Linked DNA regions of Homo sapiens: region 1 is linked to region 2. Evidence: read pairs that join two places in POLR2A ChIA-PET (ENCODE). Cell type or tissue: PC-9. All regions are shown on one strand. Each heading gives the region's core, and the rest is flanking DNA. Links, peaks and the distances in the headings are about the cores only.

What was found. Peaks named below come from ENCODE experiments on the same cell type or tissue, not always from the same donor. Only the 100,000 strongest peaks of a DNase experiment are listed, where the experiment ranks them.
Region 1: POLR2A ChIA-PET joins it to region 2 with 5 read pairs; 1 of 35 experiments calls an interaction of 5 or more read pairs at or near these places.

The regions. Positions count from the first base shown.
Region 1 is chr3:55,590,212-55,595,590 of GRCh38, forward strand. The region is part of intron 17 of ERC2 (ELKS/RAB6-interacting/CAST family member 2); the gene reads right to left. Among named protein-coding and RNA genes, the nearest start is that of ERC2-AS1, 15 kb to the right of the region's middle. In PC-9, for the core only: no CTCF peak of the experiment used is centred there; a DNase peak (open chromatin) is centred at 2,430; H3K4me3 peaks cover 1,134 bases; H3K27ac peaks cover 3,143 bases.
Region 2 is chr3:54,888,903-54,894,281 of GRCh38, forward strand. It overlaps CACNA2D3 (calcium voltage-gated channel auxiliary subunit alpha2delta 3), which reads left to right. Exons shown (of 38, transcript NM_018398.3): 25 at 2,453-2,548. The region is part of intron 3 of CACNA2D3-AS1 (CACNA2D3 antisense RNA 1); the gene reads right to left. Among named protein-coding and RNA genes, the nearest start is that of CACNA2D3-AS1, 9.7 kb to the right of the region's middle. In PC-9, for the core only: a CTCF peak has its summit at 2,870 (motif pointing right); a DNase peak (open chromatin) is centred at 2,869; H3K27ac peaks cover 1,299 bases.

The DNA.
Region 1 (5,379 bases), core at 209-5,208, 700 kb after region 2:
GTGTGGCACATTGGGAAAAACATAAAGACTGATGATATCCAAATTTGGCGAGGTTATAGGGAAACAGGAGCTCTCTCATCCCGTTGGTGGGTGCATAAGGTGCTTTCAAACATCATAGAAACAAATTTGGAAGTCTTCATTAACATCTAAAAAGAGCACATCCTCTGACTCAGAAGTTGTCCTTCTGGGAATTGATTCTGCAGAAATAAAAGCACCAGAATGTACAGTGAAACATAAATGATGTTCACTGCAGCCTTCTTAAAAAATACTGGAATCAACCTAATGCCCATCAAAAGGACATAACTGAATAAATATGATTTTTCCATAGAATGGATGCTGCATTAGAGACCAGAGGTAAAACTACACGAACTGACCTGAAAGGAGGAACTTGATACAGTATCAAGCCAACTGCAATGATCCAACAATGAAAATTGCCCACCACAATTCTGTAAAAATTGCATATGCACTTATGCATGTAAATGTGGATGTGTGTTTTAAACTCAGGAAAACATTGGGAAAGACATATACCAAATTGTCCACAATGGTAGCATCTGGTGTTGTAATCAAACTGCCAAGACAGGTTGTGGAGGACATTAATGTCCTCTTTTATAGCTCTATAACATTTTTTTTTCTTTGAGACAGAGTCTTGCTCTCTTGCCCAGGCTGGAGTGCAATGGTGCTATCTCAGCTCACTGCTGCCTCTGCCTCCCGGGTTCAAGCGATTCTCATGCCTCAGCTTCCTGAGTAGCTGGGATTATATGCACCCGCCACCACGTCCAGCTAATTTTTGTATTTTTAGTAGAGATGGGGTTTCACCACGTTGGCCAGGCTGGTCTCGAACTCCTGACCTCGTGGTCCACCCACCTTGGCCTCCCAAAGTGCTAGGATTACAGGTGTGAGCCACCGTGCCCAGCCATATCTCCATAACTTTAAGGGGTAGAATTATGGTTGATTTTCACTTGTGTCTTTTAGCTTTTTTTTTTTTTTTAAACAAATTTTGAAAGCATATGCTTGTTGTAGAGCAGCTGGGAAATCGTGAGAAGTGTTTTTCTCATTTTTGTCTTTTGTCTCTTCTCTTAGGATTGCCTTCTGTCACGTAAAACCTCATGTCTCCACCTTTGTGGGACCCAGCACTGTGACTGGGAAGTGAAGTCTGGGGTACAGCAAGCATAGAGAATCCTTGGACATTATGGGTGGAATGGAACCCCTCAACTAGTTTAAATGAATGAAAACTGAGTCACACATTTTGTTTTCCACATGCGGACACTGAGACCCAGGGCGAAGGCAGGGCTTGGAAGATGTTGTTATTCAAGCAGGCCAGGAGCTATTTACGAGGAGAATGACCCCTCAGAAGTTTGTGTGCGTGTGTGTGTGTGTGTGTGTGTGTGTGCGCGCGCGTGTGGTTTTGACCAAAGCAGCAGCTGACCAAGGCCAAAACCAAACATCCGCAATGAGGAAAAATAAGCACAAGTCTTGAGTGGGTCCCGGGGGTCTCCCCAGCCAGGTTCACTGCCAATCACTGAACTCCTTTTCTTTGCCATCAGGCACCCCATCCCCATTATTCTTGTCCTTCTTCTATCCTGTGAGGTACATTCTATTTTTCCCATTTCACCAATGAGGAAAATGAGGCTCAGAGTAGGTAACCCCGTTGGGGAAGGTCACACAGCATATACATAGCAGAGGCAATTCTGAATCCAGTTATGTATGTTTAATGCTGACACATAGCTTCTGAAGAAAAGCTACTTCCCTGTCTCTAAGGCCTTTTTCTAGAGCATTTGTAGAAAAGAGTAGTGCTTGAAAAGATGCCAAGGAATGGCTGGTGAGGATTCTGGGGCTGTTTCAGTGTGTAGGCAGGGGAGGAACTTAGGATTCTACGTGACTAGGAAGGGTGACTGGGCCAGACTCAGCCTTCCTTGAGCCTCTGGTTGCTCATGAACGAATCCGGCTTCCTCAAAGTCTGCCTCCAGAGCAATAACAAAAGCAGCTCTTGCTAACTCAGTGGCTGGGGCCGCTGTGGGCATATCCCCGTATCTGGGCACAAGCTTTGCTCATTCATTCCATTTTTCTCATCTGTTGAAAAGTACCTGATCGGTAAGCTTCTGTTTTGAAAATAAACACCCTTTTGGATTCCACCCTTTCTAGGCCAATCCCTTCAGCCTTTACTGATGCTTGTATCTCTCCCCTCTGCCCTCTCCTTCTGGGAAGGTATTTTTCTTTCATTCTTTTGGGATTTGGCTGACAATCGATTTCTCCATGCTGGTAGAGTCATGGGGAAAGGCAAAGACCTCATTCAGGAGGGGATGGAAGGGAGGAGAGGGTAGAAAAAGGTGAGAAGGAGGCTCTGCTTCTTTATCTGGAACCTGTTTTTCATCTCTCTTTGTCTTGCCAGGTCCTCAGCTTCTTGTCTACAATGACGAAGTGTATTTTTTTCAACAGCTGGAATGAGAAATGACTAAATCATCTTGGATCCTTGGATCAGATTACTGAAGGGAAAGGAGCTCATTTATCTAAAAGCCAAACCAAATACGTGTAGACACCTACGTAGTTAAATCACAGCAGCTCTAGGTAGTTAAAACAGCAGAAAGCCCCCACGCAGATCTGCTGAAAGTATCTCCCTTCACCTACCCACCTTTGGTAGCTGATATTCTATTCTTAGAGAGTCATTTGCTTAACTACTGTACCCGTTAAAATGCACATAGGTATAACAGTGCTTTACATTTGCATAGGATGACAGGGTGCTTGAAATTTTTTTCCTATGTCCTTCTATTCACTCATTCAAATAAATTCTATGAGCACCTATTGTGTGCCAGAACTGAGCAATATGCTGGTGCTACAATGGCAAGCAAGAAAGATATGCCATGTTGTGCTGTGAGAGCACAATGATAGGTTAACTAACTAGACTTGGGACTACACGCTAGGCCCTTGACTCCTGATCCAGCGCTGCTTTCATCCAACTACCTGTCACACTAATGTTAGGGTGGGAGAAGACACTGTGTTTTAGCATCATCCTTGCCTTGGTGCAAATCAGTCCACTGGTTCATTTCTATGTGATAACCATCTGAGAGCAGGGATGAACATGGAGATGGAGAGGGAGGTCCCATGGGGGTGTGGGAGCACTGAAGGGTCATCCATGGGATTCCAGGGTGCATAAGGGAGATCCTAGGAGGAGGACCCAGGATGAAAATAGGATGAAACAATGTACACACACCTTCTTTCCTTCATGGTGTCCCTTAGCAAGTATTTTAATCATCTCTGGCTGACTTCCTCTCCAATTTCAGATGGTACTTCTTGTTAAACTCTCTCCCAAGCTCCTTATGTCTTCAAAACATCTCTCACTTTCATTAGAGATCTCACTTTCCCTTAAGAGAAAGTCAAGTCCATTTAGCATGTGCCTCACTGATGACACCTTTCCTCCCCTAGTAATATCCCTGTCTCCCCACTTTTCCACTTGGTGGTGGGGCAGGTACTTTTATGGGCCAATGAATTCCTCCTTATACTTCTCCCATTTCCTCCAGGGCCAAATATCTGAATCCTCTTGCTTTTGTATCTGAAGACTCAACCTCTTCTGGCTCCCTCCTCTTGGTCCACAAAGAGGCCCCATTCTCCCCTGTCTAAAAACTCTTTCTACTCTGGAGCCACCTCTTTCTCATTCCTCCATGTCTGTGGCCTTCACCCCTTCTTCTCTCAAGTATTCCTCGACTCTCCATCTTTTACCATCACAGTGATACTGTGTCAGATGCCAGCATTGACCCTTCAGTGCCAGAAGTTACGGTCCTGCCCAGCCTTCTTCATCCTCACCCTCACTTTCATGCTCAAAGCAGTGACCTTCCTCCTGTGCCTGGAACTGTCTCCCTCTTTTACTTCTGTGACACAACACTCAGATTTTTCCCCACCCTTGCTGTTGGCACCTTTTTTCCTCCTGTATTGTCTTCTTTGAGTTCCTTACTTATATATGCAAATGACTACAGAAAGAAGAGTTGGTAAAGAGATGGCAGATACATGTTCAAGGAAAGACAGAAGAACATCAAAGTGTGCGGTGTCCTAAAGTATCTTTAGGATGGAGATAGATGGCAACAGGATTACATGACTCAGAATAACACTGTTTAACTTTTTAGAAGACAAATCTAGGCCTGAAAACACAATTGCCTGAATGAACTGGGCTTTTGTGGTTTGCTGCCTATAACAGAATTTTGCTAAGAAAGAATCTCCTAGTGGCTGAAAGTGCCCAAATAGAAACTGGGAGATTATAGAGCAGGTAGTTTTATTGTTATTATTATTATTATTATTTGAGATGGAGTCTTGATCTGTCACCCAGGATGGAGTATAGTGGCGCGATTTTGACTCACTGCAACCTCCGCACCCTGGGTTCATGTGATTCTCCTGTCTCAGCCTCCCAAGTAGCTGGGACTACAGGCATTGTGCCACCACACATGGTTAATTTTTTGCATTTTTAGTAGAGATGGGGTTTTACCATTTTGGCCGAGCTGGTCTCAAACTCCTTACCTCAGGCGTTCCACTGACCTTGGCCTCCTAAAGTGCTAGGATTACAGGCATGAGCCACTGCGCCTGGCCAGTCAGGTAGTTACAGATAACTCTGCTTCTTCTTGAGTTCTTTGATTACATGATAACCTTTCTCAGTCTTTTTCAAAACCCCAACTGTCACCACCACCAGCATTATCCTCATCACCATCACCATCAACACTCTTACCACTACCCTCCCCCCACCATAATCATCCTCATCTTCACCACCATAATTCCCACCACTACCTTCATCATCACTGTCAAATGCCATTGAATGGTCCCCTACTAAGAACCAGGTTCTGTGCTGAGCCCTTCATATATATTCTCTCTCTTCATGTTCATATCAACTCTGAAAAGTCAGTTTATAATTTCAGTTTTATAGATGAGAAAACCAAAACTCAGAAAGGTTCATTAACTTGCTTAGAAGGACCCAGCAGTTTAAAATGTGTTCCCTACTAATATACACAAGAGAGTTTATTAATCCAAAATCAAGATATCTGTTTAAATGTCAACCAAAAGATTGAGGTAAAAAAGACATTGATATGACTTGCTTATCTTTAACAGGAGACACTGAAACTAAATAGTGGTTTAATAGCTTCTCCTCAGCATTCTGTCTCCTAATGGACTTTGCAGGACTATTTTAGGTTGAAATTTTTCCTGTCCAGTACCAAAGCTCTTCAAAGATTCTATTCCCATCCCTTACCCTTTTGGGAGACGGTCAGGGAGAGAGAGGGAGGTGTAAAATCCCTCTTACAAATCCTTTTCCAAAAATCTTTGGCTGAACAAAGACTTTCCCATTTAAGAGCAGGTGACAGAAAGATTTCTCCCATAGGCAGCGCATTAAGGCTCTCTGCAGAA
Region 2 (5,379 bases), core at 280-5,279:
CCTTAACATCATGGCACCTGTGGTATATAGTGTGCTGTATTATTAAGAATCATAACTGCTTTGAAGGAAAAGTAAAGACACATAAAGTGTAACAGATCTAAAGTGGAGGAGGAAGATGGGAACTAGTTCAAGGTTTGGGCAGCATTCCAGGAACAGCATGTACAAAGGCCTTGAGATGAGAAAGCATTTGACACATTGGAGGAATTTAAAGAAGGTGGACACAGCTGACATATAGAGGATAGCCTGGAAGATGTCAGAGGATGAGGCTGCAGAGGGGCCGCATGGCTCAGGACCTTGGGAGTCAGGTTAAGGATTTTGGATTTTATACTCAGAGCAGTGGAAGATCACTGAAGGATTTTAAGAAGGGGAAGAAAATGATCAGATTTTCATTTTACAAAAAGATCTCTCTATTGCTGTGTGGAGAACAGAGGGTGATGGGGTAAGAACAATAGTAAAGGTTCGTACAGTTTTCCCAGGGATTCATGACTTGGACCCGGGCAGTGGGCACAGAGAGAAGAGGTCCACTTGTGGCTTGCTTCAGAGGCAAGGTCTCCAGGACTTGATGATGGGTTTGTTGTGGAGGGTAGGGAGGTTGAGCCATCAAGGATCATTCCCAGGTTTATATCATGAGCTATTGGGCAGACGGTGCTATTTGCTAACACGAGAGACACTGGGGGAGGATCAGGTTTAGGGCTGGGCATGGCCAGTCTCTCTTCTAGACATCGTGAGCTGAAAATGACTGAAAGTCTCCCAAATGGAGATGTCAGGTAGGCTGTTTAGTATGCAAATCTGGAGCCCCAGAGAGACTGCCATTTTCATTATTAGGGGTGTCTTTGAACTGCTTGCCTTCATGGCATGGATCTTATTTCCTGGGAAGCTGGCAACGAATTGAGCCTTTCCTGGGGTTTCTTTCTCTAGTAAACCTTGTAGTGTTTCTTTTCGGCTCTCATGAAACTCAAAATCTTGAGCAAAGGTTGCTGATTCATTCCTAACACATACTAAAGATTTCCAAAATGGTAACTTGCTTTGTAGTCCACCATCTGTAACTGATTGGACAGCCTGGCTTTCCAATTTGGTGTAGGCTACAAGCAGAAATGCATTGTTTTGGTTTTTATTCAGCCCTTAAATACTTAAAGGTAGCATCCACCATTTTGACTTTCATCAAAGATCAAGTAACCAAATGACCTTACTTTGAAGATAACGTGGAGAATACTTTGGATCAAATTACTAGTAGCATTTAGGACAGAGAAACAAGCTCAAGAATTGGTGTTCTCTTCATACATTTATTGTAGGATAAAATTATGTGTTTGTGGACCAGGCATGGTGGCTCACACCTGTAATCCCAGCACTTTGGGAGGCCGAGGTGGGCAGATCACAATGGCAGGAGATCGAGACCATCCTGGCTAACACAGTGAAACGCTGTCTCTACTAAAAATACAAAAAATAAGCCAGGCGTGGTGGTAGGCGCCTGTAGTCCCAGCTACTCGGGGGGCTGAGGCAGGAGAACGGCATGAACCCGGGAGGCGGAGCTTGCAGTGAGCCGAGATAGCGCCATTGCACTCCAGCCTGGGTGACAGAGCCAGACTCCGTCTCAAAAAAAAAAAAAAAAAAAGAAAAAGAAAGAAAAAAAATATTATGTGTTTGTGAAGAAAGGCCATTTGCTTTTTGCATAGGAGAAATATACCTTGCAAATCTCCTAAAGAACACGCTCAAGCATATAGAATTTGCCTTGGAAGTTGAAACAAAATGATATTTAGTGAATTTTTACATTAGTTTTCCTTGCCAAGGCCGTTCTTAGAGTTCCTATGTGTAGCCTCCTACAGAGCTATTGGAAGAAGCCATTTCTTTACACATCTCTTTGGGGTTGGTGGTGAGAATAAGGCCTGTGGTCTGGTAGAAGTGATAAGCTGGGGCCCCCACAACTGTGTGGATGTCAAAACCAATTCCAACTACGTGGAATTCCAGGCTGTGGGATGCTGCAAACTTGGTTCCATGGCTCAGCTGCTTTAATGGCAGATTCCACAAATGATCTCAAGACCAAGAATAAACTTGGTAGCTTTAATGCAAAAAGCGAGTCCTAAGCCCTAACTGGCTAGTCCTTCCCATTCTTAGCCTGATCTCTTTGAACTTGCACCCAGAACCTTGAAATAAAGATGTGTGTATGGTTGGAAGTAGATTTTTTTCACATGCTGCTTTTGTTGGCAGGAAGTTCTTCATTTTTCCTGCAAGTATTACTTTGAAAACTTTTGTAAGGGATACAAGTTGGCAATCTGTGCTCGTGTGTGTGTGTGTGTGTGTGTGTGTGTGTGTGTGTGTGTGTTTCTGTATCTTCTTTTAAAGTTTAAGTTTCAAAACTGCTATTTGGTAAAAACATTCTGTGAGTCTTAAAATGCAATGTATTATCTGCTTACTGTCTAGAGGCCTCCCCCTGACGTCTGTTGTTCTGTTTCAGAAATTCTGACAAGGGCGTGGAGGTTGCCTTCCTCGGCACTCGCACGGGCCTCTCCAGAATCAACCTGTTTGTCGGGGCTGAGCAGCTCACCAATCAGTAAGTAGGAGGGATCCTCTACAGGGGCCCAGGGAGCTTCTGAAATGGAACATTCAAAGGGAAGCTTATTTCATTTCTTGATTCCACTACTGGTAGAAACATAATTTAGGCCACCCCAGGCCTATTGAGATTTTTCCTCTCTGTTCTACCATGCGGGCCCCAGCATGTGCTTTCACCTGCCTGTTAGCCCTTCCACCACCCTTTGTTCCTCAGGCTTGTTGGCTTCTGTCCACTGTCCTGGAGTCCTCTCCCGCCCTGATGAGTCATTTCAGAACTCTGGGAGGTGGTGCGGCTGCTGGGGGAGCCGCCAGAGGGAGGAAACACTCATCTCGTAACAAATGGCTTCAGGGTGTTCAGCTGTTCTGCAGCTATGCTGAGGAATTCCTGCCTGTACAAAAGTCACTGTTCCAAGTCCTGTTTGTTTACATTTTACTAATAAACCTCTGCCTCTGTGCTTAGCCTGAGGGGCTGCAGAGCTCCACACCCAGGAGTGGGCCCTCTGGGGATGCTGGGGTTTGACAGTGTCTCCTTGGACTTCCAAAGAGACGTGGATAGATGGTGGGCAGAGAGTTTCCAGGTCTAGTACCCAGATGCTAAGCCCCTGCATCTTCAGAGAACCACGGGCCCTTAACTCATCAAACTGGTGTTTCACCAGGGCTAGTAGGTAGACTGTGAAGTCTTTTCTGAGTCTGTTAATAAGTTTTTTCTATTTCTTTTCTCTGAAGCAAGAGCGATTGTTAAGACATGGACAAATGGGTCCCAAGATTCAGAAAGTTAGAGAGTGGTTTGCAAGTGTGTGTGTGTGAGTTCAGAGGTTACCACAGAACATTATACCCCCAACCTTCAGGGTACCTGGAGGTGAATAACCAAGCCACAGAGTAGCTGCCAATTTGAGAGGGATTGGCTCATCAGGGGTCCAAGGAGGCGGTGCTTCCTTGGAGCTTGACAGTGCTGTTTGCCTCTGCTAGGTGAGGCCCTGACACCCACCATATAACCTTACAAAACCAAGTCTGGTAAATGACAGATCAATCAATGTTTAGGTATTTTAAGAGATTGGCTTTGAATTCTGTTCCAGGACTTTGACCTTCTTGATACTCACATTTATCATCTATGAAGTTTGATTATAGTTGCAACTTGATTTTTAACGACTTTTTTAAGCGTTTTTCCCCCAGACAATTGTTTTTCCAGAGGGCGAGTTCCTGGGAAGGACTAGAGGTGCTGAGATACACATTGCCTTCTCCTGTTAGGATCCAGATAGGCAAGGGGAGACAAGGGAATTCATTTTCTAATACTCATTGAGAAAGTCTGCTGCTGGCATTGAGACTGAAACAAGCAAAGCTGCAAAACAGTAACAATAAAACATGACACCTTGCTGGTCTGATAACTGTGTTATTGTGATGGATTTAAAAGACAAAGGACCACAGTAAGGATGCTGGGAGGTGTACCTGGCTTATCTCACTTGGGTATCTTCATTCTGTCCTCCTGAAAAGTGAGAGCGATGATCTCTTTTGGTTACTGTGAAGATCAAAAAAAATTATGGATGAGCTGGGCACAGTGACTCATGCCTGTAATCCCAGAACTTTGGGAGGCCAAGGCAGGCAGATCACTTGAGGTCAGGAGTTTGAGACCAGCCTGGTCAACATGGTGAAACCCTGTCTTTACTAAAAATACAAAAATTAGCCGGGCATGGTGGCACACACCTGTAATCCCAGCTACTCAGGAGGCTGAGGTAGGAGAATCACTTGAACCCGGGAGGTGAAGGCTGTAGTGAGCTGAGATTGTGTCACTGCACTCCAGCCTGGGCAACAGAGTGAGACTCTGTCTCAAAAAAACTCTTTTTTTTTTTATGGATGGAAAATTTCTTTGGGAAGCTAAAAATTCCTACAACTGTGTGTTCTATTCTTTGTGGCATTACGTGACCCACAGAGTGGGTACTCATTGACAATTTGAATGGATGAAATCTGTCTTCAAGAAACTCCTGTCATTGCTTCATATAGAGGCACCTTGACATCTATTGTCTTAGGGTCTTACCTGCCTATCCCCTCCCATCAAATGGTATTTGTCAAGATCCAGCTATTTGGATACACTCTCTAAGCCAGGCTTAGAAAGTTTTTAGCATTTCTGACTTTTGGTTTAGTTTTTGCTTTTGACTAGGGCATGAAAGGCAGAGCTTTAAGTATTGGGCAGAGAACTTGATAATATAAAGTTGCTACCCTGCAATTATCTCATACTATCATCAGTCTCCTACACTGAGATTTCATCCCATACCCCCGCCACCTGCATTTGGAAGTAGGTCGATTATACTGAAACTTGGCCGTCACCCCCAATAGTTATAATACATTCTGTGCCTTCAGTACGACTTCTCACATCACATGCATATAGCATCCAGTGATGTTAGCCTTCACAGCGTACAGCCTTAAGTTAAGAAGATGACCACTTTACCCCTGCCCTTTCAACCACCAAGAACAAAAGAGCTCTTGGGCTTTAAGAATCCCATATATTTGTTAGAGCCTGTTTTCAGTGTCCATAACACTCTTTCACATATGGTGTTATGTAATTCTGATACAACCCTGGTAAAGTGCAGCGTTTTTATTGTTCCCATTTTGTAGATGAGTAAATGGGGGTCGGAGACTCAATTACTCACTCAGAGTCACCCAGTTCTTCCCAGAATCTAGACCAGCCTGACACACCACTGCAATAGCTCCTAGTATCCAGGAGGAGACTTTCACCTTACCCAGAAGGATCTTTCTTCCTGAAGAACATTTTTGGGATTCTGTAAAATCAGGTTGCTCCTTCCTGTTTCCTCCAGAATTGCTGCCTAGTAGTTGGCA